Regions from separate parts of the Homo sapiens genome. Here all the other regions are linked to region 1. A link is a loop called in an ENCODE intact Hi-C map of the cell type or tissue named here. Cell type or tissue: OCI-LY7. All regions are shown on one strand. Region 1 holds the start of LOC107986246 (a long non-coding RNA gene). Region 2 overlaps GAK (cyclin G associated kinase). Region 3 has its middle 63 kb from the start of ZNF732.

Evidence for each region. Peaks named below come from ENCODE experiments on the same cell type or tissue, not always from the same donor. Only the 100,000 strongest peaks of a DNase experiment are listed, where the experiment ranks them.
Region 2: it touches region 1 in a loop (5-fold over the local background); 4 of 110 quality-filtered maps call a loop at or near these places.
Region 3: it touches region 1 in a loop (8-fold over the local background); 4 of 110 quality-filtered maps call a loop at or near these places.

What each region holds. Positions count from the first base shown.
Region 1 is chr4:738,288-746,287 of GRCh38, forward strand. PCGF3 (polycomb group ring finger 3) reads left to right here. Exons shown (of 11, transcript NM_006315.7): 7 at 5,187-5,297; 8 at 6,313-6,401. It overlaps LOC107986246 (a long non-coding RNA gene), which reads left to right and starts at 1,140. Exons shown (of 2, transcript XR_001741543.2): 1 at 1,140-1,657; 2 at 2,420-3,452. It overlaps LOC124900644 (a long non-coding RNA gene), which reads left to right and starts at 7,874. Exons shown (of 2, transcript XR_007057987.1): 1 at 7,874-8,000. RefSeq lists a silencer at 4,401-4,490. In OCI-LY7, CTCF peaks have their summits at 4,518 (motif pointing right) and 4,717; DNase peaks (open chromatin) are centred at 674 and 4,544; H3K27ac peaks cover 470 bases.
Region 2 is chr4:888,726-896,725 of GRCh38, forward strand. GAK (cyclin G associated kinase) reads right to left here. Exons shown (of 28, transcript NM_005255.4): 7 at 7,735-7,824; 8 at 5,149-5,284; 9 at 4,652-4,764; 10 at 1,807-1,897; 11 at 122-245. Among named protein-coding and RNA genes, the nearest start is that of GAK, 40 kb to the right of the region's middle. In OCI-LY7, CTCF peaks have their summits at 3,240 (motif pointing left) and 7,722; a DNase peak (open chromatin) is centred at 3,216.
Region 3 is chr4:238,069-246,068 of GRCh38, forward strand. It overlaps the pseudogene ZNF876P. Among named protein-coding and RNA genes, the nearest start is that of ZNF732, 63 kb to the right of the region's middle. In OCI-LY7, CTCF peaks have their summits at 4,362 (motif pointing left), 6,593 (motif pointing right) and 6,797; DNase peaks (open chromatin) are centred at 4,353 and 6,623; H3K4me3 peaks cover 401 bases.

The DNA.
Region 1 (8,000 bases):
CAGAGAATCATACTGTTAGAGGCTTCTTCCCTACTCACAGAGTTCATTCATGCAGGAAGAATTTAGATTTCCTGAGTAAACGTAGATAGAAACAATTAGTCTTTTAATATCTGAAAGTTTTTTAGTCCTGAGAAAAGGCAAAGGATACATTCGAGTTAAATGCTGACACCTTAAGAAACGTTTGCACCGAGTGTTTCAGACGCGTAGCAGTGGGCGGGATCGGGGCGGGACCCCAAGTTTTGTGACCCCCGCCAGTGCTGACACTTTAAGAAACGTTTGTGGCCGGGTGCAGTGGCTCACGCCTGTAATCCCAGCACTTTGGGAGGCCGAGGCGGGTGGATCATCAGGTCAAGAGTTTGAGACCAGCCAGACCAACATAGTGAAACCCTGTCTCTACCAAAAATACAAAAAAAAAAAAAAAATTAGTCGGGCGTGGTGTCAGGTGCCTGTAATCCCAGCTACTCAGCAGGCTGAGGCAGGAGAATCGCTTGAACCCGGGAGGCAGAGGTTGCAGTGAGCTGAGATCGCGCCACTGCACTCCAGGCTGGGCGACAGAGCAAGACTCCGTCTCAAAAAAATAAATAAATAAATAAAGTGTGCACTGGAGCGTTTCAAACGCTTAGCAGTGGGCGGGATCGGGGCAGGAACCTCGAGTTTTGTGACCACCACCCCCCGCCAGCAGTTTCTAGGCGTGGCCGTCCTTGCTGCACCTGCTGCTCCCTCAGCCTCACCCCGTGGCCTTTGATCTGTAAAGGCTGCAGTACGTATCCCCAAAAGATAAGGGTTCTTCTTAAAGCTCATAACCACAATACCTTGATAATGTTTAGGAAAATAGTAGAGATTCCTTAATACCAAATAGCCACTCAGTGCTGACATTTCTAGTTGTCTCATAAATGCGGTGCTTTTTGGTTGTTGTTTATTTCTTTATTTATTTTGAGACCTGGTCTCTGCTGCCCAGGCTGGAGTTCAGTGGTGCTATCACAGCTCACTGTAGCCTCAACCTCCCGGGCTCCAGTGATTCTCCCACCTCAGCCTGCCAGGTAGCTGGAACTACAGGCAAGCACCTCCATCCTGGCTAATTTTTTGTAGGGATAGGGTTTTGCTGTGTTGCCCAGGCTGGTCTTGAACTCCTGGGCTCAAGCAGTCCTCCTGCCTTGGCCTCCCAAAGTGCTGGGATTACAGGTGTGAGCCCCCACACCCAGCCTGTTTTTGTTTATTCCAATCAGGATCCAGAGAATACCACTGACTCACGGGCCTCCTTCTGGTTCCTGCCTCTGCCTTCCCATTGTCCTGGGTTGTCCTGCGGCAGTGGACCTGGGTGCGTTCCACCCGTGTTTTTGGGAAGCCCGCTTCTGGGCATCCATCAGGGCAGGTGTCGTCCATGTGCTGAGCCGGGTGGCACTGAGATCTGCATGCCACCTCCGTTCCATCGCTCGTCTCCACGTGTTAGTTGGAGTGTGCGTCCAGCCTGGAGCAGGTTGTATGTTCTCGTCCACCTCAGCACGCTCTTGTCCGGTGTGGACGCTGCCAACTCCACTCTACGTTGAAGAAGTCGAGAGGCAAGAGGTTCCGGAGTGCTCCAGATTGACACCCCCAGGGCACGGTGGCCCCGAGCCGCCTCCCTGACCAGCTCCTGTCTCTGGCCACCATATTTTCCGTTGAGTCAATATTCTTTTTCTTGTTGTTTCTCAAGCTTTCAGTCATTTGTGGCTCTTTAGCAGGAGGATTCTAACTTTAAAACTATTAGCAGTGCACCTATTTTCTTGATGGAGGCTACTTGCAATTTGTTTAGTTTTATCTGTGGTGCAGACAATTGCAAACCTCATTTCTCCGACCAGAGGCCTCTTCCTGAAACGCGCGTTAGCTGCGAGGATGCAGTGGTGAGGCGAGGTGTCAGCCCTTGAGGGTCCAGGTGTCTGTTTTGGAGGAGACGCCAACACGGTCCTGCCCCTCCCACCTGGACTCCGGGCAGGCCCTCAACGCTGTCCCCGCACCCCCACATGGTGGGGGCTTGCTGGAAGAGAGTTCCCTGCTAGATCAGAGGTGGGGTTAGGTTTTTAGTGGTTTGTTGTTTCTTTTTGTTTTTATAAATTATTTTAGAAACCTGTCTTCGTAGAGGCAACATGTTTAAAACATTTATCAAAGTGTCCATTCTCAGTCTCAGCCCACTCTGGGCTCTTTCACTCGGTGGGCGTGTCATGGTCTTTGGTGTGCCAGGCTCCTGTCCGTTCCTGGTGAGGGCTGTGGGGCTCACGCACTCACCAGTCCTCTTTCCATGGATCCTGAACATGCCTGTCACCTCTTGCTTTAGAAACGTGGGGGCCGGACACAGTGTCTCATGCCTGTAACCCTAGCACTGTGGGAGGCCGAGGCAGGAGGATCCCATGAGCTAAGAATGTTTCTTTACATTTTTAAATAGTTGGAAAAAATCAAAAGCAGCGTATTTTATGATGTGATAATTTAAGAATTGAAATTTCATGGTGCGTAGCCTGGTTGGAACCAGCCCCACTGGCTCAGCTGTGGTCGCCTTCACCCGTAAGCCCGTCCGTGGTGCAGCTGAGTGTGTGCCAGGAGTGTGCTGCCTGCCTGCCGGTGGCTTTGGGCAGCCCTCTGCACCGTGGCTGGAACTCATCGTCACTGCATTGGGACGTTTTCATGACGACGTCAGAACGAGGAAAGGAGAAAAGGGGACTTTCAGGGCTGCACTTCGAAGCCGCAGTGAACTCTGGATTATTTTGTTGTTGAACTGTCATTGTTGATGGCAAAGCACCGACTTTCTCATCCGTCATACTGTAGCTATGCTGAGAGCAAACAGCCGACGATGGAGTCACTGACTCAACACCAGCAATATCCCCACTCACAGGAAAGCAGTATTTAGACACCAGCAATATTCCCTACTCACAGGAAAGCAGTGTTTACAAAATGCTGAAAATTTAAAATGGAATGTCTCATCACAGCAGAATTTCTTCTCAGAAGTGAAAATGAAGATATGGCTGTAGTCAGAATAAGCTTCCAATTGGCTGATTCGTTAGCGTTATGCCAACAGTGAGCTCCTCAGATCAGGCTGGACTGCCGCAGCTCAAGAGCAATGTCCAGAGACAGTGAGCTCTTATTTATTTATTTATTCAATCATTTTTGAGACGGAGTTTTGCTCTTGTTGCCCAGGCTGAGTGCAGTGGCACGATCTCAGCTCACTGCAACCTCCGCCTCCCAGGTTCACACAGTTGTCCTGTCTCAGCCTCCTGAGTAGCTGGGATTACAGGCAGGTGCCACCATGCCTGGCTAATTTTTTGTATTTTTAGTAGAGACGGGGGTTTCACCATGTTGGCCAGGCTGGTCTCGAACTCCTGACCTCATGATCCGCCCGCCTCAGCCTCCCACAGTGCTGGGATGACAGGTGTGAGCCACCGCGCCCGGCCCCAATAAATGTTTCAGTGCCTGTATACACCTGACACTGAGTGCTGCTATTTTTAATCCTTCTTTATTCTTACAGGTGAAAATTAAAGAAATGGGAACTAGAGCCAAGGGTCAGGGTCTGAAGCTGAGTTGCTTTCCACTGTGTCCGTGGGGCTCTCTCCTTTGCACGGACCTATGTGGCCTGTTGTTCCCGTCACGGCTCTTCTGCAGACTGATGGGAACAGCCTCCTGCTGTCAGCCCCTGTCTTGCAGGCCTCCATTCCAGCTGCTGGGATGTGATTATTTAAGGGAAACATTTTCTTTCAAGCTGCTCTCAGATTCTCCAGGCTAATCTTTCAGCATTTCCCTTGTGAGGCTCCAGCACTCCATCCACCTGCGGCCGGCCCCACCTATCCCCTTGGCTCTCAGGGTCCCCTCCTCTCTCTGCCCAGGCTCTCGGGGTCCCCTCCTCTCTCTCTCCCCAGGCTCTCGGGGTCCCCTCCTCTCTCTGCCCAGGCTCTCAGGGTCCCCTCCTCTCTCCCCAGGCTCTCGGGGTCCCCTCCTCTCTCTGCCCAGGCTCACGGGGCATCCTCCTCTCTGTCCAAGCTCGTTGCCTCACGCGGGCATTGGTCCCTGCACGGTTGGTGTTTGTGAGGCAGCTGTGTAGGTTGGGGTATGCCCAGAGCGTTTCCCTGGCCTGGCCGAGCTCATGGTATGTAGGGAGGAAATCGTGGATAAAAAGTTTGGTGAAGAATTCCTTGGTCACGTAGCACATACGTTACTTTTCAGAGTGATGTCTGGGTTGCGGTTTGAGCAGCTTTTTTCTAACCTTTCTTTGCTACCTACTGTGTGTTCCCGAGCAGTGACCCACGTCGTCCACTGTGTCCCCTGGGTGTGAACTAAGGTCACCCTTAGGGGGCCTTTGCCGAGAGTCTGTTTGCTTTTCCCTGGAACCTGCGAGGTTCTGGCCAGCTCTTGCTGGCCATCCCTGGAGGGTCAGGCCTCCTCTGGTCCGGCCAGAGGTGACCCAATGGCAGGTGTGGGTGAGGATGCTGCGGCCCGTCTGCCGCCGGGCAGTCTCCTCCCTGGAATTTGTGCCTGTGGCTGTGGCCACAGACACCAGGGGGCGCTCTTAACCCACTGCCAGGCAACGGGGTGCCAGAGCTCATAGCTGTGAGCAGCCCTCCCTGCAGGCTGTGGACTCAGGCGCCTGGGACACATGGTCCCCGGGGCTCTCGGGCCCTCGAGGGCTCTCTTGGGGTTCCTCAGTGGTGGCCTTGGGTACCTGTGAGCCGGCAGGATCTGCCACTGCGCAGGAGCGTGGGGGGAACCCAGTGGCAGGTTCATCTCTGAGCTGCGGGTGTCCAGGCAGTCCACTGGCTCAGCCGTGAGGTCAGCAATGATGTCTGGCATGGCACTGCTGTGGCCACAGTGTTTATCAACCCCTGGTGACGGGTGGTTCTGCGCCATTGGACACTCACAGGCAGTGGCTGAGGTGGGGATGACAGTCCCGCACCTGGGTTTCCCAGGCCCCGTGCCTGTCCTAGGCCTGGAGCAGCCGGTCTGCGACTCAACGTCCCACGTGGGTTGGTGGGGCGGGTGCCCGGGGGGTGCGCTTCCCGCTGTGCTGAGCCCCCAAAACATCTCAGTCTTAATTTGCTGCTTTCTTATTAGTAGCCTTCAAACTTCATAATGCAAATCCCTAATTTTCTTTATGTGATGTTTATGAACAGAAGTTTAATAGAATCCACTGCCTGTGAGATGAAAGACTGTGTGTTGATTTTCCGCAGCGGAAATGAGAAAGCAGAGGGAGTTCTATCACAAATTGGGCATGGAGGTGCCGGGAGACATCAAGGGGGAGACCTGCTCTGCAAAACAGCACTTAGATTCCCATCGGAATGGTGAGTGCCCTGCGTGCCCATCCAGAAGCCCCGGGAATCCCCTGCATGAGGCCTTTTCTTAAAGAGCTGGCGCTGTCTGCCGGCCCCTCCCACACGCACTCACGGGAGAACGTGGGGGAACCTGAGGGTGTGGGGCGGTTAGGGTTCAAGGCGTTCCTCCTCACTCCTGGTACCAGTGGGAACGTGGGCAGAGGGGAAAAGCCAGCAGGGGAGAGCAGGAGGGCCCCCCGAGAGTGTCTGGGGGGCAGAGGTCAGGGTTCAGAAGGCCTGTGGAAAGAGTAGTGGAAGGTGAACTTCCTGAGACTTCACTTGGCTTGCTTTACTGTAAAATGGCAAAATAATGGTTTGGTTTCTGTGTAAAGGGAATGGTATGTTGAAATCTGAGGGTATCACAACAAACGTTCATGTCTTGAGGACATTTTATTTTCCTAATGGACCACACCAACTCTTAGGAAATGTTTAGGCTCCTCCGGGCGTCTGTGACAGTTGGAGGGTGGGAGGGGCCTGGCTCTGTCACCCCCACGGCTTTGCGGGTCCCAGGAAGCACAGCCATGAGGCGTGGTTAGGAAGCGAGTCTGGGAACCAAGCAGTCCTGTCAGAACCCTTTTACCTGAGGGGAAGTTTTCATTTTAAAAGCGGTGTTGAAACAGTGGATTTTTAGGAGAAGGCTTTCAGATCGAGGGGCTGATGTGGTCAGCACTGAGCAGCTCCGGGCGGGCCTGGCCATGTGGCCAGTGCGGAGCGTGTCTGTGTCCCACGCCGGCTCCGGCTGCCCCGTCTCTGTCTCCTGTGCTCCCCACGCCTGCACCCCACAGGCCCACACGCCCGTTCTGCATCCTGGGGAGACCCCTGCAGACACTTTGCGGACGGCTTTCCTTTGACGCTTACTCCGCTCCGGGGGTCCAGAGTCTCTTAATGGAGTGAATTTTTGACGGCATTTGGAGTACAGTGTAGTTTTTTAAATGGCTTGACAGTTTGGATTTCATGGTGCGCTATGTTCTGTTTGTGCTAAAAGGTGAAACCAAAGCAGACGACAGTTCAAACAAAGAGGCCGCGGAGGAGAAGCCGGAGGAGGACAACGACTACCACCGCAGCGACGAGCAGGTGGGCGGGGCCCGGGGGTCGCTGCAGTGTTAGTGTTCGCCGTGGAGGCGTGAGCAGGTGGGCGGGGCCCGGGGGTCGCTGCAGTGTTAGTGTTCGCCGTGGAGGCGTGAGCAGGTGGGCGGGGCCCGGGGGTCGCTGCAGTGTTAGTGTTCGCCGTGGAGGCGTGAGCAGGTGGGCGGGGCCCCGGGGTCGCTGCAGTGTTAGTGCTCGCCGTGGAGGCGTGAGCAGGTGGGCGGGGCCCGGGGGTCGCTGCAGTGTTAGTGCTCTCCGTGGAGGCGTGAGCAGGTGGGCGGGGCCCGGGGGTCGCTGCAGTGTTAGTGCTCTCCGTGGAGGCGTGAGCAGGTGGGCGGGGCCCCGGGGGTCGCTGCAGTGTTAGTGCTCGCCGTGGAGGCGTGAGCAGGTGGGCGGGGCCCCGGGGTCGCTGCAGTGTTAGTGCTCGCCGTGGAGGCGTGAGCAGGTGGGCGGGGCCCGGGGTCGCTGCAGTGTTAGTGCTCGCCGTGGAGGCGTGAGCAGGTGGGCGGGGCCCGGGGTCGCTGCAGTGTTAGTGCTCGCCGTGGAGGCGTGAGCAGGTGGGCGGGGCCCGGGGGTCGCTGCAGTGTTAGTGTTCGCCGTGGAGGCGTGAGCAGGTGGGCGGGGCCCGGGGGTCGCTGCAGTGTTAGTGCTCGCCGTGGAGGCGTGAGCAGGTGGGCGGGGCCCGGGGGTCGCTGCAGTGTTAGTGCTCTCCGTGGAGGCGTGAGCAGGTGGGCGGGGCCCGGGGGTCGCTGCAGTGTTAGTGCTCTCCGTGGAGGCGTGAGCAGGTGGGCGGGGCCCCGGGGTCGCTGCAGTGTTAGTGCTCGCCGTGGAGGCGTGAGCAGGTGGGCGGGGCCCGGGGGTCGCTGCAGTGTTAGTGCTCTCCGTGGAGGCGTGAGCAGGTGGGCGGGGCCCGGGGGTCGCTGCAGTGTTAGTGCTCTCCGTGGAGGCGTGAGCAGGTGGGCGGGGCCCGGGGGTCGCTGCAGTGTTAGTGCTCTCCGTGGAGGCGTGAGCAGGTGGGCGGGGCCCGGGGGTCGCTGCAGTGTTAGTGCTCGCCGTGGAGGCGTGAGCAGGTGGGCGGGGCCCCGGGGTCGCTGCAGTGTTAGTGTTCGCCGTGGAGGCGTGAGCAGGTGGGCGGGGCCCGGGGGTCGCTGCAGTGTTAGTGCTCTCCGTGGAGGCGTGAGCAGGTGGGCGGGGCCCGGGGGTCGCTGCAGTGTTAGTGCTCGCCGTGGAGGCGTGAGCAGGTGGGCGGGGCCCCGGGGTCGCTGCAGTGTTAGTGCTCGCCGTGGAGGCGTGAGCAGGTGGGCGGGGCCCGGGGGTCGCTGCAGTGTTAGTGCTCTCCGTGGAGGCGTGAGCAGGTGGGCGGGGCCCCGGGGTCGCTGCAGTGTTAGTGCTCTCCGTGGAGGCGTGAGCAGGTGGGCGGGGCCCGGGGGTCGCTGCAGTGTTAGTGCTCCCGTGGAGGCGTGAGCAGGTGGGCGGGGCCCGGGGGTCGCTGCAGTGTTAGTGCTCTCCGTGGAGGCGTGAGCAGGTGGGCGGGGCCCGGGGGTCGCTGCAGTGTTAGTGCTCTCCGTGGAGGCGTGAGCAGGTGGG
Region 2 (8,000 bases), 150 kb after region 1:
CCTCAGGGGCCCCTGTGGGGCCTGATGACCAGCTGTTCCACCGCAGCCAGGAAGCAAGGGCCGGGGCTGCAGCCTGGAACGAGCGTGCGGCAGGTCCAGGGCTCTGGAGCCTCACACTCACTTAGCGACGGACTGGATGACCTTGGAGGAGGTGTCCTTGAGGTTGGTGAAGAGCCGCTCTGTCCCACCCCGCAGAATGTCCAGGAAGCCGCCATACGGCTGGTCGTACTCCGCCAGCGCCAGGCCTGCAGGGAGACACAGTCTCAGCAGGCCCCAGGTGCTCGGTCCCACCTCCCCAGGTGCGGGTTGCTGGCTGGGCCCAGGCCCCAGGCGCTCGGTCCCACCTCCCCAGGCGCTCGGTCCCACCTCCCCAGGTGCAGGTTGCTGGCTGGGCCCAGGCAGCAGGAGCAGGGAGTGGGTGGTATGGCCAGGCCCCTGACCCACACGTACCCAGCGGGAAGCCAGGCCTCAGCACTGGCAGGTCTACCCTGTCCTCAGCCTTTCCAGAGACCCAGGAAATGGTCAATCTGGGTGCGGAAGGGCTATGTGGCCGCCTCAGCACAGCTGGGGCTGGGACTCTGTCTGTGGGGATAGTCCGGCCTCACGGCCACAGCTTCAGGCCACCATGACCCTGGACGTGAAGGCAGAGTGGTGGCCCCTGGCCTGGTGGGTCCTGCGAGTGAGGTCTTCACAGGCGGCTTTGGTGGCACAAGTGGTGTTAAAAAAAAAACACCTGGCCAAAGTCCCTCATGCAGACAGGAGACCGAGGCCCAGGCAGCACCGAGCAGATGGGGGCACTGCAGAACCCAGCAGCTCGAGGACTCACCCTTCCTCCAGCCAGCAGAGACCCAGCCAGCCACTACACCTGCATGTGTGGGACCCACACTGCACGGACCGGGGTGCCCCAGACATGGAGCTGAGCTCCTCCCTGGGAAGCGGAGGTGAAGGACCCAGGTGAAACCTCCCACACCGCAGTGGGGATGCGGGGCGAGGTCGGGAGGGGTCAGCGCCATGCAGAGCTGCAGACCCAGCCGCTGCCTGTCAGGGCCATGTCCTCGACGGCTCACCCGGAACCTTCTGGAACACTCCCGGCACGGAGTTCCAAGAGCATGCAGCGTCTGTCTCCAGGGCCCTCTCCACTCCTCACCAGCTGAGGGCCCTCCAGGGACACCCAGGCCCATCACAGGTGCCCACTCCTCATGCGGCAGAAGGGGCCACCTCACACTAGCGGCAGAACTGTCTTCCCCCACCGCCCTCCACTGTCCAATGCCTGCTCCTGCCCCCTGGCCTCAGGGTCGCTACTGTAGTAAATGGTTCACCTTGCCCACAGCAGGCCTGGCCCTTCATTCCCAGCTCCTGGGAAGGAACCTGGGATGCCCCCTCCAGCCCCAAAAGGGGTGTCTGTTTCCCTGGGGCCTTGGGCTGTGCCAGACACGACAATGTGATCTATGCTGGGGTCTTGGCCACGGCGCAGGCTGCCTCCCACATAACCCCTGAGCGAGGCCGCCTGGTCACTCGGGCCCGGTCTCCTGGGCCCTGCCCTGGAGCCTCTTCCCTTGGCTGGCTTTAGTCCGAATCCTGACCCCCTCCTGAACTGCACCAAGACACCAGCTTTGCTGAGCTCTGTGAGCCCCAGGGAACTGCCGAACCTGAGGGTGTGCTCAGGGACCCTGACCTCACAGTCATCTCTGGTGGGAGAGGAGGCCCCGGGAGAGAAGGACCCCAGACTCCATCCCAATGTGCTGCGGGTGCCCGGGGTGCAGCAGGAGCGAGGGACAGGTGGCGGGCACAGGACAGGGCACTCACCTCCACTGTAGCCACTGCCAGCGGGGCCCACGGGAGGGGGTGGCCCTCGGGACAGTGTGGCGCTCCCGTAGCCTCCATTCTGCTCCAGGAGCTGTGACAATGAAAATGCAGAGGTCAGTTCTCTAAACTGACAACTCACGCCTGCCCACGTCGGGCAGAGGTACGGTATGGGTGCCCTCAGAGCCCATCCTTCTGCCCCCTGATCTATGACACAGTGCAAGGGAGGAACTTCCCACAGGCTGAAGCATCAGCTGGAACTCAACAAACGCACGCAGCCCTCATCCCCTCACCCCGCGGCCTGCCTCGCTTGGGGCTGTTGCAGGTGCTCAGCACTCCAGCCCAGCTTTTCAGACTCTTGGGCTACAGCTTCTGTTCCTTTTCCTTTTCTCTCTCTTCCCAGTCTGTCCAACCAACATTTTTTTTTTTTTTTTTGGTAGAGACAGAGTCTTGCTCTGTGACCCAGGCTGCAGTGCTGGAGGGCTGTGGCACGATCTCAGCTCACCGCAACCTCCGCCTCATGAGTTCAAGCAATTCTCCTGCCTCAGCCTCCCAGAGTAGCTGGGACTACAGGCATGCGCCACCACGCCTGGCTAATTTGTTTTGTATTTTAGTAGAGATGGGGTTTCACCACGTTGCCCAGGCTGGTCTTGAACTCCTGAGCTGAGGCAATTCGCCTGCCTCGGCTTCCCAAAGTGCTAGGATTACAGGCGTGAGCCACTGCACCCAGGCTTTTTTTCTTTTTTTTTTTTTTGAAACGGAGTCTCACTCTGTCTCCCAGGCTGGAGTGCAGTGGCATGATCTGGGCTCACTGCAGCCTCCACCTCGCATGCCCAACCATATTAAGCAGACACATGGCCTGTCTGTCCCAGGATGTTCCATCACTTCAGCTCCTGGGTTCTGGGGGCCACCCTGTGAGGCTCACTACCTCCTGGGGGCAGTATTTTATTTCATTGTGAACTCAGCTCCATCATGGACTGTGTTTTCTGGGGGAGTCGGTTGGCTTAAGCAGGGGTCTAACGTCTGTCCCCACGGGGTCCCGGCCTAGAAGCACTCAGATGAGAAGCACTGAGGACCCCGCCCCATCACTAGGGGCCTGATTCTGCCCATCTGCCCAGCGGCACCTCCTCCCGCCCCATCAAGAATCCCTCCAGCGCACTCGACAAAGCAAGAGGCCCACACCCCCCTGCGAGCCCACTGTCCTCTGTGACCTCCGGGGGAGTGGGCAGGCATTTTCTGTAAAGAGCCACCAAGCGAGGGGGACACGAGGCCCAGGCTGCTAAAGAGCAGGACGGCCCAGGAGTGATCCCTTCCTGCCGCTCTCTGACAGCCCCAGGGAAGCTTGCTGAGAGGCCACCAGTGACATCAACTCTCCCGCCTCAGAGCGCCCCACACCTCAAAATGCTTCCAGCACCCAGCACCAGGGCTCCCTCTGCTGGTGCACCCACCATGATGGCCGCCAGAGAGGGGCACCACAGCCTCTCCCCGTCTGCACTGGGCTTCCCAGCACTTCCCTGCTCCCAGGTCTCTGTACCCACGCGGCCCCCAAGGAACTGCAAACCCTCCACACAGCCCAAACCTTCCTTGTCCCACAGGGTCCTGTCCTCAGACAGGGACTCCGGGCAGCAGCTCTGACCTTCTCCCCACGCTCCACACCCACCGCCTGGGTCAGCTCCACTGCAGTGGCCCCTGGAAGTTCCGGCTTCCAGCTACCAGGGAGTGGAAACGACCCAAGGGCTGAAAAGGGGACAAAATGCAGGAGCCAAGAGTCCTGGGTCCTTGGACACAGACCCCTGCGAGATCTGCAGAGGGGCCCTGCGTGTCCTGACTGGGCCCTGAGCTGGGATGCCCAGGGGCCTCCCTGCTCCCCGTGGGTGAGGGCCGGGCCGCGTGTCTGCTCTGCCTCGAGGATCTGGTGATGGAGATGCTGCACCCTGTCCACGGCTGGGTCAGAAAAGACTCTGAGGAAAGCATCTTCCAGCCAACACGTGCTGCTCCCTCCCAGGCCTCACACTTCCACAAAGCACACGGCCCTGTGGGCCTCAGTCTCCCAGCCCCCAGGCCCTGATGCTGCCAGCAGCCACCGGTGCCTGGGAGTGGACCCTGGCCAGGCCCAGCCCTGACACAACTGCAACCAGGACGCCCAGAGCTGAGCTGAGGGTCAGAAACACAGACGCAGAGCAACTCAGGACACCCCAGGACGCCCAGAGCTGAGGGCTGGCTGACCTGGCTTGGACACCAGACCCCAGAAACAAAGACACAGGAGCAATTCATGCTGTCCTGTCAGGGGAAGAATCTAGAAAGGCGCCTGCAAACCTCAAGGAGGCCAGAGGAGCGCGTGCAGAGTGCGAAGACCTTGGCAATGGTCCCAGCATGCCCCCGGGGTCTCGGCCCTGGGCTGCGGTGGTGACCCTGCTCCTGCAGGAGCCCAGGGCCCTCAAGAGCTTGTGGCTCCCCACTGAAGTGGGCAGAGACCCCCAGGGTGCAGGGTCCGGACGAAGCAGCACAGCCACATGCCACCCTCCTCTCTGTGGGGGGATTTGGGGCTCACATGTGCCTCCCTCCCCTCTGTGATAGGAAACTTGGGGTTCAGGTGTGCCTCCCGCCCCTCTGTGATAGGAGACTTGGGGTTCACATGTGCCTCCCTCCCCTCTGCGGGGGATCTGGGGCTCACGTGTGCCTCCCTCCCCTCTGTGATAGGAGACTTAGGGTTCACGTGTGCCTCCCTCCCTTCTGCAGGGGATCTGGGGCTCACATGTGCCTCCCTCCCCTCTGCGGGGGATCTGGGGCTCATGTGTGCCTCCTTCACCACTGCGGGGGATTTGGGGCTCACGTGTGCCTCCCTCACCTCTGTGATGGGAGACTTGGGGTTCACGTTGCGGGCGGCCGCGATCTCCTGCAGCTGGTGCACCACCTCGGCGATGGACAGCCGCTCCTCCGGGTTCACCTGCAGCATGGCGCCTGCAGCAGAAGCACAGCGCGCTCGGCCCCACGGTTCCCCAGGCGGGTCAGCACCCCCTGCACTGGCAGAGGTCACAGACCACCAGAGGCCACTCCCTCTACACACATCAGTGACGTCAGAAGCAAGAAGGGAGCGGCAAAGGGAAGAACAAAAACCGAACAAAATGATCAAAAATCACCACTCAGAGCACCGCAAATTCACCAGCGGGGTGGGCGGCAGGGGAGCTCTCTGGAAACCCCCCCCCCAGGGATGTTGTCAAAACTATGGTGACGGGCGGGAGTGGGGCCAGGTGAGCAGTGCCCCAAGGGGAGCGGGGTCTCCAGAGCCACGCGGGGTCTGTGCTCCAGGGTCCTGCCCCACGCACGCATTCCACCGGGACTTACGGATGAGGCTGTGGAAGACCGTGTACTGCGTGTCGTGCGGGGGGATCGAGTACTTCCCATTGACTATTCGAAGTTTCGCTCCATCCTCAAAAGGGTGCTGCCGGAAGCACAGCAGGTACAAGATGCAGCCCAGGGCCTGCGGGGAGAGCAGGGGTGATGCCTAGGCCCACGGGGAGCGCAGGGGTGACGCCTGGGCCTGCGGGGAGAGCAGGGGTGATGCCCAGGCCCACGGGGAATGCAGGGGTGACATCGGAGCCGTGGGGAGCGCAGGGGTGACACTGGGGACTGCAGGGAACACAGGGGTGATATCGGGAACATGGGAAATGCAGGGGTGACACCGGGGCCTGCGGGAACAACAGGGGTGACACCCGGGCCGCGGGGAGCGCAGGGGTGACGTTGGGGCCGTGGGGAGCGCAGGGGTGACGCCTGGGCCTGTGGGGAGTGCAGGGGTGACACCCAGGCCTGCGGGGAATGCAGGGGTGACGTCGGAGCCGTGGGGAGCGCAGGGGTGACTCCTGGGCCTGCGGGGAGTGCAGGGGTGACTCCCAGGTCTGAGGGGAGAGCAGGGGTGATGCCCGAGCCCAAGGGGACAAGGGCGTGAGAGGAGCACCGCAGACATGGTGACTGGCCGAGGGGTGGCTCCTTCCTTGGGGATCCTAGGGGTATAGTCGGTGGTTACACAAACATCACTTGACTGTGCGGAGCTGGCGGCGTGCTTCCCACGGCACGGGGAGGCCTGGATGCTCCACTTCTATTCACCGCAAAGAACTGTCCAGGTGACAGTGTTAAACGGACTCTAGGCTCTTAAGATTAAAAAGTTCCGTTCAGGCCGGGCGCAGTGGCTCACGCCTGTAATCCCAGCACTTTGGGAGGCCGAGGCGGGTGGATGACAAGGTCAGGAGTTCAAGACCAGCCTGGCCAACATGGTGAAATCCCGTCTCTACTAAAAATACAAAAATTAGCCAGGCGTGGTGGTGCATGCCTGTAGTCCCAGCTACTCAGGAGGCTGAGGCAAAGAACTGCTTGAACCCGGGAGGCAGAGGTTGCAGTGCGCCGAGATCGCGCCACTGCCCTCCAGCCTAGCAACAAAGCGAGACTCTGTCTCAAATAAATAAATAAATAAATAAATAAATAAATAAATAAAGGTTCCTTTCAAAATTCCGGGGTTCCCACACTCATGCACTGAAGATCTATGAGCTGGTGGGACCAGCACAGACCCTGCTGTGTGCTATGCGAGGGGCAAGGCACCTGTCCTGTCCTTGGCAACAGCAGAGACCCACTTTTCAGAACTGACCCCATATGCAGGGTGTAGGGCACAGGGCAGAAGCTGCAGGAAGCAGCCTCCTCAGTCTGCTCAGGATTTTCGCAGAACTGGCCTTGAACAATCAGCGACTTCTCGTCAATCACCCAATATGTGAGCCCAGAGAAGGGACTGGTGATTACTTCGGCATCAGGATCTTATCCAGCCAAGAGTAAGAGCTCACACCGGGACCCCAGGCCGAGCAAGAGCCGGCCAGGAGTGTCCTCGTGCGGGATGTGCAGAGGACCAGTCACCAGGGTGGGCCAAGAACACAGGCAATGACCACACACGTGGCCCCATCCTTCCACACTCCTCAAGGGACACAGGGCCTCAGCCTACAGCCCACATACTGTCTCAGCCTGCAGCCCCACGTGCTGTCTCAGCCTTCAGCCCATGTGCTGTGGCTGATGGCACGGCTGACCCGGTCCGTAGGCAAATACACTACGGAGGGCCAACTGCCGCACCTGGTGGCTGAATGACGGGGTAAGGGGACGTCAAAAGAACCACAAGGCAGGACACCCTCCACGCGTGGTCACCCTCGGTCAATGGGGACATGGCCTTGGAGAGATGCAGGGATGAGGGAGGACGCAGGAGACCACCCCAGCCATCAGGCTCAGCCCTCACTCTGGCCTGGCTCTGAGCGCAGCAAGGCTGGGGTGTGGCAGGGACACTCCTGGGCCAAGGCACTCAGGGCCAGATGCACAACAAGCCATGGACGGGGCCGAGGGGAGCCTCAGGCAGACCCAGCCGCACAGGACGCCCCCAACTGCTACTCGACTCATCCCTATTAGAAGTAGTCAAGGTTGGGCAGGGTGCAGTGGCTCAAGCCTGTAATCGCAGCACTTTGGGAGGCTGAGGCAGGTGGACCGCTTGAGCTCAGGAGTTCGAGACCGGCCTGGGCGACATGGTGAGACCACCCCTTCTACCAAAAATACAAAATAATAGCCGGGCATGGTGGTGAGCACCTGTGGTCCCAGCTACTCGGGAGGCTGAGGTGGGAGGATCCCTTGAGCCCAGGGGCGGGAGGCTGCGGTGAGCCTGAGCCGAGGTCACACCACTGCACTCCAGCCTGGGTGACAGAGGAAGACCCTGTCTCCAAAAAAACCCAAAAAAACAGTGGCAGCCACAGTGATTCTTAAGGAAAGGAAAAAGAAAAGGGGACGGGAGGGGAAGAGGGGGTGGAGGAGGCAGGCCAGTTCCGAGTGGCAGGTGCCCGGCCCACGCCGCCTCAGGTTAAGTAGGGCGCACGGAGCCAGGCACTGCCACTGAGAGGCGCCAGACCTCACCCAGATATCCTGCTTCTCGCCGATCGGGAAGTTGGAATACAAGTCTATGATTTCTGGTGTTCTATACATTGGTGTTGTATTCCTCGTGATCTGAAAAAATACAAACATTTCAAAGGAAAAGTTGCATCCCACAAACAGTATTTTTTATGTTGCACCACTTCCGTGCAGCTTTCCAAATGCACAGCAGACTGAGGGGCAGCCTGTCCCGCACACTATGCCCCGGGATGACCTCAGGCCAGTCGGCCCCATGCACCAGCTCCGCTGCT
Region 3 (8,000 bases), 500 kb before region 1:
GATTGGGAAGAATTTAAGACATTATATCTTTAAACAATTTAAAAATTTTTTTCTTTCTCATGAACCTCCTAAAATTGTACATCCTTACCATTGATTATGAAATATGGGGGACAAATGCTTTATTCACTCGCATTCTTTTTTTAAATTCTAACTAGGAACTTTCAAATAACTTTTACATTTGCTGATTTTTTTTTTCCTGTATAACGGAGTCTCCTGTTAAAGCTTTCTCTTAAATATTTTAGATCTCCTATTGTGTACTTCAGCTCCAGCATATCTAACTGGTTCTGTTTTAATGGTTTCTCTTTATTATAATTGTGATTCTGTTCATACGTTGTTGCAAAAAAAATTTAGTAATGTGTGGTTTTTTTGCATCTCATTGAGATTCTTTAAGATAATTATTTTGAATTCTTAGCCATTTTTTAGATCTGTGTTTTACTGTAAGTGGTTACTAGAGAATTTTTAGTTTCTTTTGGTGGTGTTACATTTGCCTGATCTTTCATGGTCTGTGATGCCTTGTTTTTATGTCCTTGCATCTGAAGGAGTAAATATCTCTTGCAGTCATTATAGATTAGTTTGGGGTGGTAAATATTTTCTCCTATTGGATCTCTGTGCTGATGAGATTTCCAGTGAGTTTGCAGTAAGGTGCATTGGATCTGGATCACAGTGAAGTTCATGCTTGGCAGACCTGTTATTAGGGCATCAGACTGTTGTGGATTCTGTCTATTTTCTAGGAAGACTGAACTTTCTTCAGGATCTTGATCAGTAAGACTGGTGCTGAGAAAAAAAAGTCTCCAGTTGTATATGCAGATGACAGAGCTGATATAATCCATGTGAGCAGGTATGGCTTCTGCTGTGTGGCTCTTGCTGGGTTTTTAGAAATCTTCTAACCCAGTCATTGGACAGATTCCTAGATGAGAAGTACTGACCCTTGGTCACAGCTGAGAGGGTGTGGAACTGATTCATAGGGCTGCTTCAGGATACACAGCTGAGACCAAAGTCTTCAGGTTTGTTTCTGGGTTCACGGCATTTCTCCCTCCAGATTCCTGGGTGGGCAGGACTGCTCCCAGACTTTAGTTGACAGGGACTGGAGGTAGGTTTTGGGACTGGAGGTAGGTTTTGGGACTGGAGCTGGGTTTTAGGACTGCTTCAAGATTCACAGTGGGAATAAAGTCAGCCAGCATGCCTACAGGGGCACATATAGGTGTGTTTTTTGGCAGGTCCCAGGTTAGGAAAAACTGCTTCTGGACTTTGGTTTCATGGACTGGGAGCCAGATGATAGTGCCACATCAAGATCCACCATTAAATAAATATCGGCAAGCCTACATCCAGGGGCACAGATGGATGTTTCTGTCGGTTCCTGCATGTGCAGGATTTCTTCCACATCATGATAGATGTGTGCAAGGGGCTAATTAGGAGACTACAGAGAGGAGCAACATCTAAAGTCCTTTCACCTGAGACACAGGACATTATGAATCCTCCTTGGTGTCTTGGCAGATGGTGCTAGTGGCATAAACAAAACCAAATGGCCTACAGCTATACTTACAATGAGAATTAATCATATTTTATTTTGTAGCTGGGACTATGATGGGCAAGCATGCCACTCAAGCAAGGGCATGCCCTCTCAATACAGCCCTCCTGTCTTGGGTTTACACCTTTTGACATGGATTCCAAAGTTCCTATAAAGGTTCATTTGCCAGGGCATAACTGCTGCATTTTTTTATAACCATATAAGATTTAGGTAGAGAACCTCCTATTCTGCCATCTTGCTATGTCACTCCCCTTGTATGTTTTACTTTGATTGTTCTGTGTCAAATATTTTTTATTTCAAATTCAAAATGTCTGAAATAAAATGCTTAAATTTTCAAATTGTGGAATAAGTAAATGTATTGAAATGCCTCATTCTCATCAGAGCATTTTATTAATTATTGAGATTATTTTCTTTTATTGCTGTACCTTGAATGCCAAAGATTCAAAATGCCAGCTCTTCATAAGTACATAGTCACAGTTGAAAACTGTAAAGGATTGTTTTTATGATACATCTATATGATATTCAATATTTTAAAGGTCAGAAATTTTTATTCTTGTTTTCAACCCCATTTTAGTGGTTTGTTTTTAATCTTTATATTTGTATGGTAACTTTAAACCCTGTACCTTGGCCAGGGGCAGTGTCTCATGCCTGTAATCCCAGCACTTTGGGAACTCAAGGCGGGCAGATCATAAGGCCAGGAGTTCAAGACCAGCCTGACCAATGTGGAGAAACCCTGTCTCTACTAAAAACACAAAATTAGCCAGGCGTAGTGACGCATGCCTGTAATCCCAGCTACTTGGGAGGCTGAGGCAGGAGAATCACTTGAACCCAGGAGGCGGAGGTTTCAGTGAGCCAAGATTGCAACATTGCCCACCAGCCTGGGCAACAAGTGTGAAACAATGTCTCAAAACAACAACAACAACAACAACCTCTCTACCTCTTATGACCATGTGGTGTTTAATTCAAATAAATATCATTGGGTTTCACTTCGAGCAAATTAAAAAACATATATATAAATCAGACATTTCTCTTGCCAAGAAAGTTATCTATGTGGTATTTGCCTGTATATATATTGCCCCTACGTTGTTTATAAATTATTTATCAGCCAGGCACAGTGGCTCACGCCTGTAATCCCAGCACTTTCGGAGGCCGAGGCGGGCGGATCACAAGGTCAGGAGATCGAGACCATCCTGGCTAACATGGGGAAACCCCATTTCTACTAAAAATACAAAAACAAAATTGGGCCAGGCGTGGTGGTGGTTGCCTGTAGTCCCAGCTACTCAGGAGGCTGAGGCGGGAGAATGGCGTGAACCCGGGAGGTGGAGCTTGCAGTGAGCCGAGATCGCACCACTGCACTCCAGCCTGGGTGACAGAGCAAGACTCCATCTCAAAAAAATAAATAAATAAATAAAGTATTTATTTACTTGGGTGTTCATCATTGTTTTCTTGTGTGGGTGAGTAGTCAGTGTAAAATTACCATCTATTATTTTATTATGTTATTCTGTGAGAGAAACACTTTTCTTACTTGAAGGTGATTTTTAAAGACTGTAACCTTTTTAGGTAGATCTAAATATTTAATTGTGATGAAAAACATGAAAATGCCAGGGAAAAGAAAGAGAGATCAGACTGTTACTGTGTCTATGTAGAAAAGGAAAACATAACAAACTCCATTTTGATCTGTCTTTTGAACAATTGTTTTGCCTTGAGATGCTGTTAATCTGTAACTTTAGCCCCAACCCTGTGCTCACAGAAACATGTGCTGTATGGAATCAAGGTTTAAGGGATCTAGGGCTGTGAAGGCCATGCCTTGTTAACAATATGTTTACAGGCAGTATGCTTGGTAAAAGTCATCACCATTCTCCATTCTCAATTAACCAGGGGCACAATGCACTGCGGTAAGCCGCAAGGACATCTGCCCAAGAAAGCCTGGGTATTGTTCAAGGTTTCCCCCAACTGAGACAGCCTGAGATATGGCCTCGTGGGAAGGGAAAGACCTGACCATCCCCCAGCCTGACACCCATAAAGGGTCTGTGCTGAGGACGATTAGTAAAAGAGGAAGGCCTCTTGCAGTTGAGATAAGAGGAAGGCCTCTGTCTCCTGCATGCCCCTGGGAACGCAATGTCTCAGTGTAAAACCCGATCATACATTTATTCTATTCTGAGATAGGAGAAAACCGCCCTGTGGCTGGAGGCAAGATATGCTGGTGGCAATGCTGCTCTGTTACTCTTTGCTACACTGAGATGTTTGGGTGGAGAGAAACATAAATCTGGCCTACGTGCACATCCAGGCATAGTACCTTCCCTTGAACTTATTTGTGACACAGATCCCTTTGCTCACATGTTTTCTTGCTGACCTTCTCCCCACTGTCACCCTGTTTTCCTGCCACATTCCCCTTGCTGAGATAGTGAAAATAGTAATTAATAAACAAACACTGAGGAAACTCAGAGACTGGTGCCGGTGCAGGTCCTCCGTATGTTGAGCACCGGTCTCCTGGGCCCACTGTTCTTTCTCTATACTTTGTGTCTGTGTCTTATTTCTTTTCTCAGTCTCTCATACCACCTGATGAGAAATACCCACAGGTGTGGAGGGGCAGGCCACGCCTTCATCTGCCACCCAACGTGGGTGCCTTTCTCTAGGGTGAAGGTACGCTAAGAACATGAGCAGTGAGGACAAGTCGACGAGAGATTCCTGAGTACATCCACGGTCAGCCTTGCGGTAAGCTTGTGCGCTCAAAGGAACCCAGGGTAACGATGGGACAAACTGAAAGTAAATATGCCTCTTATCTCAGCTTCAGCAACCCACGGCGGTGGCGCTTAATCCTACAGCACCACCTAGTGGACAATGTAGCACACTGTATGAAATCATTGATTAAGCCAGAAAACAGGGAGATCTTGAGGCATGGCAGTTCCCAGTAATTTTACAACCGGTACCAGCCGGGGAAGAGACAAGTAGGAGTGCCTACCCAAGCTGAGGCTAGATATGAATCTTTCACCTTGAAAATGTTAAAAGATATGAAGAAAGGAGTTATAAACAATATGGACCCAACTCCCCTTACATGAGAACATTATTAGATTCCATTGTTCATGGAAATAGACTTATTCCTTATGATTGGGAAATTTTGGCTAAATCTTCCCTTTCACCCTCTCATTTACAGTTTAAAACCTGGTGGATTGATGGAATGGAGTACAAGAACAGGTACGAAAAAATCAGGCTACAAATCCCACTGTTAATATAGATGTAGACCAATTGTTAGGAACAGGTCCAAAGTGGAGCACCATTAACCAAAAATCAGTAATGCAGAATGAGGCTATTGAACAAGTAAGGGCTATTTGCCTCAGGGCCTGGGAAAAAATTCAGGACCCAGGAACAGCCTGCCCTTCTTTTAATTCAATTAGACAAGGCTCTAAAGAGCCATATCCTGACTTTGTGGCAAGATTGCAAGATGCTGCTCAAAAATCTATTACAGATGATAACACCCAAAAAGTTATTGTAGAATTAATGGCCTATCGAATGCAAATCCAGAATGTCAGTTGGCCATAAAGCCATTAAAAGGAAAAGTTCCAGCAGGAATTGATGTAATTATAGAATATGTGAAGGCTTGTGATGGGATTGGAGGAGCTATGCATAAGGCTATGCTAATGGCTCGAGCAATGACGGGGGTCACTTTAGGAGGACAAGTTAGAACATTTGGGGGAAAATATTATAATTGTGTTCAAATTGGTCATCTAAAAAAGAACTGCCCAGTCCTAAATAAACAGAATATAATAAGCTATTACAGCAAAAAATAAAGAGCCACCTGGCCTGTGTCCAAGACGTGGAAAAGAAAAACATTGGGCTAATCAATGTCATTCTAAATTTGATAAAAATCGGCAACCATTGTCGGGAAATGGGAAGAGGGGCCAGTCTCAGGCCCCGCCACAAACTGGTGCATTCCTTATTCAGCTGTTTGTTCCTCAGGGTTTTCAGGGACAACCCCCACAGCAAATACCACCACTTCAGGGAGTCAACCGATTACAACAATACAACAGCTGTCCCCTGCCACAGCAGGCAGCACAGCAGATTTATGTGCCGCTCAAATGGTCTCTTTACTCCCTGGAGAGCCCCAACAAAAGATTCCTCCTACAGGGGCATATGGCCCACTGCCAGAAGGGACAGTAGGCCTTATTTTAGGGAGATCAAGTCTAAATTTGAAGGGAGTCCAAATTCATACTGGGGTAATTGATTCAAATTATAAAGGGGAAATTCAGTTAGTGATCAGCTCCACTGTTCCCTGGAGCGACAATCCAGGTGATGATAGAATTGCTCAAATACTGCTTTTGCCTTATATTCAAATTGGGGAAAAGAAAACAGAACAGGAGGGTTTGGAAGTACCAACCCTGCCGGAAAAGCTGCTTATTGGGATAATCGGGTCTCAGAGGATAGACCCGTGTGTACAGTCACTATTCAGGAAAAGCAGTTTGAAAGATTAGTGGATACCGGGGCTGATGTCTCTATCATTGCCTTAAATAGATGGCCAAAAAATTGGCCTAAACAAAAGCCTGTTACAGGATTTGTCGGTGTGGGCACCGCCTCAGAAGTGTATCAAAGTGCCATGATTTTACATTGTCTAGGACCTGATAATCAAGAAAGTACAGTTCAACCCATGATCACTTCTATTCAAATCAACTTATGGGGCCGAGACTTGTTAGAACAGTGGCATGCAGAGATTACTATCCCAGCCTCCCTATACAGCCCCATGAGTCAAAAAAATCATGAGTAAAATGGGATATCTCCCTAAAAGGGGACTAGGGAAGAATGGAGGCAGCATTAAAGTCCCAACTGAGGTTGAGGGAAATCAAGAAAGAAAAGGAATACGGTATCCTTTTTAGGAGTGGCCACTCTAGAGCCTCCAAAACCCATTCCGTTGACTTGGAAAACAGAAAAACCTGTATGGGTAAATCATTGGCCTCTACCAAAACAAAAGCTGGAGGCTTTACACTTACTCGCAAAGGAACGATTAGAAAAGGGACATAGTGAGCCTTCATTTTCGCCGTGGAATTCTCCTGTTTGTAATTCAGAAAAAATCCGGCAGATGGCGCATGCTGACTGACTTAAGAGCTATTAATGCTGTAATTCAACCCATGGGGGCTCTCCAACCCAGGTTGCCCTATCTGGCCAGGATCACCAAAGATTGGCCTTTAATTATAATTGATCAGAAGGATTGCTTTTTTACCATTTCTCTGGCAAAACAGGATTTTGAAAAATTTGCTTTTACTACACCAGCCATAAATAATAACCAGCCACCAGAATTCAGTGGAAAGTGTTGCCTCAGGGAATGCTTAATAGTCCAACTATTTGTCAGACTTTTGTAGCTGAAGTTCTTCAACAAGTTACAGACAAGTTTTCAGACTGTTATATCATTATGTTGATATTTTGTGTGCTGCAGAAACAAGAGAGAAATTAATTGACTGTTACACATTTCTGCAGAGGTTGCCAACCCAGGACTGACAAGAGCATCTGATAAGATTCAAACCTCTACTCCTTTCCATTACTTAGGGATGCATGTAGAGGAAAAGAAAATTAAACCACAAAAAACAGAAATAAGAAAAGACACATTTAAAACATTAAATGAGTTTCTTTTTCTTTTTCTTTTTTTTTTTTTTTTTTTGAGATGGAGTCTCGTTCTTGTCACCCAGGCTGGAGTGCAATGGCGGGATCTTGGCTCACTGTAAAAACATTAAATGACTTTCAAAAGTTGCTAGGAGATATTAATTAAATTTGGCCAACTCTAGGCGTCCCTACTTATGCCATGTCAAATTTGTTCTCTAAAGAGGGGATCCGAAATTGAATAGTAAAAGAACATTAACTCCAGAAGCAACTTAAAAAATTAAATTAGTTGAAGAAAAAATTCACTGAGCACAAGTTAAATAGAATAGGTCACTTGACCCCACTCCAACTTTTGATTTTTGCTACTGCACATTCTCCAACAGAGAATTTTGAACATCATTATTCAAAATACAGATCAAAATGGGGTTTCTTATGTCTTCCTTTTCTACATAGACACAGTAAACAGTCTGATCTCTCTCTTCCCTACATTAAAGATTTTCAAGCATACAGTCTAGTGGTATTAAGTACGTTTACTTTTTTTTTTTCTGCAATGGATCTCTAGATTAATTTTATCTTACAAAAGTAAAATTTAATACGTTATAAACAATAAACTGCCCTTTTTTTCTTTTTCTTCAGCTCCTGAAGAACACCGTTTTACTTACTGTTTCTATAATTTTGGCTGATTTCCATATTCTTATTAGTGTAATTATATAATGTCTGTTTCTTTTTGACTATTTTATATAATGTAATGTTCTCAGGCTTTGTTTTTGTAAGATGTGTCAGAATATCTTTCTGTTTTAAAATGAAATAATATTTCATTATATGTATATGTCACATTTTAAAAATCTAATACTGATCTCTAAAGGGCCATTTGTATTGTTTCCAG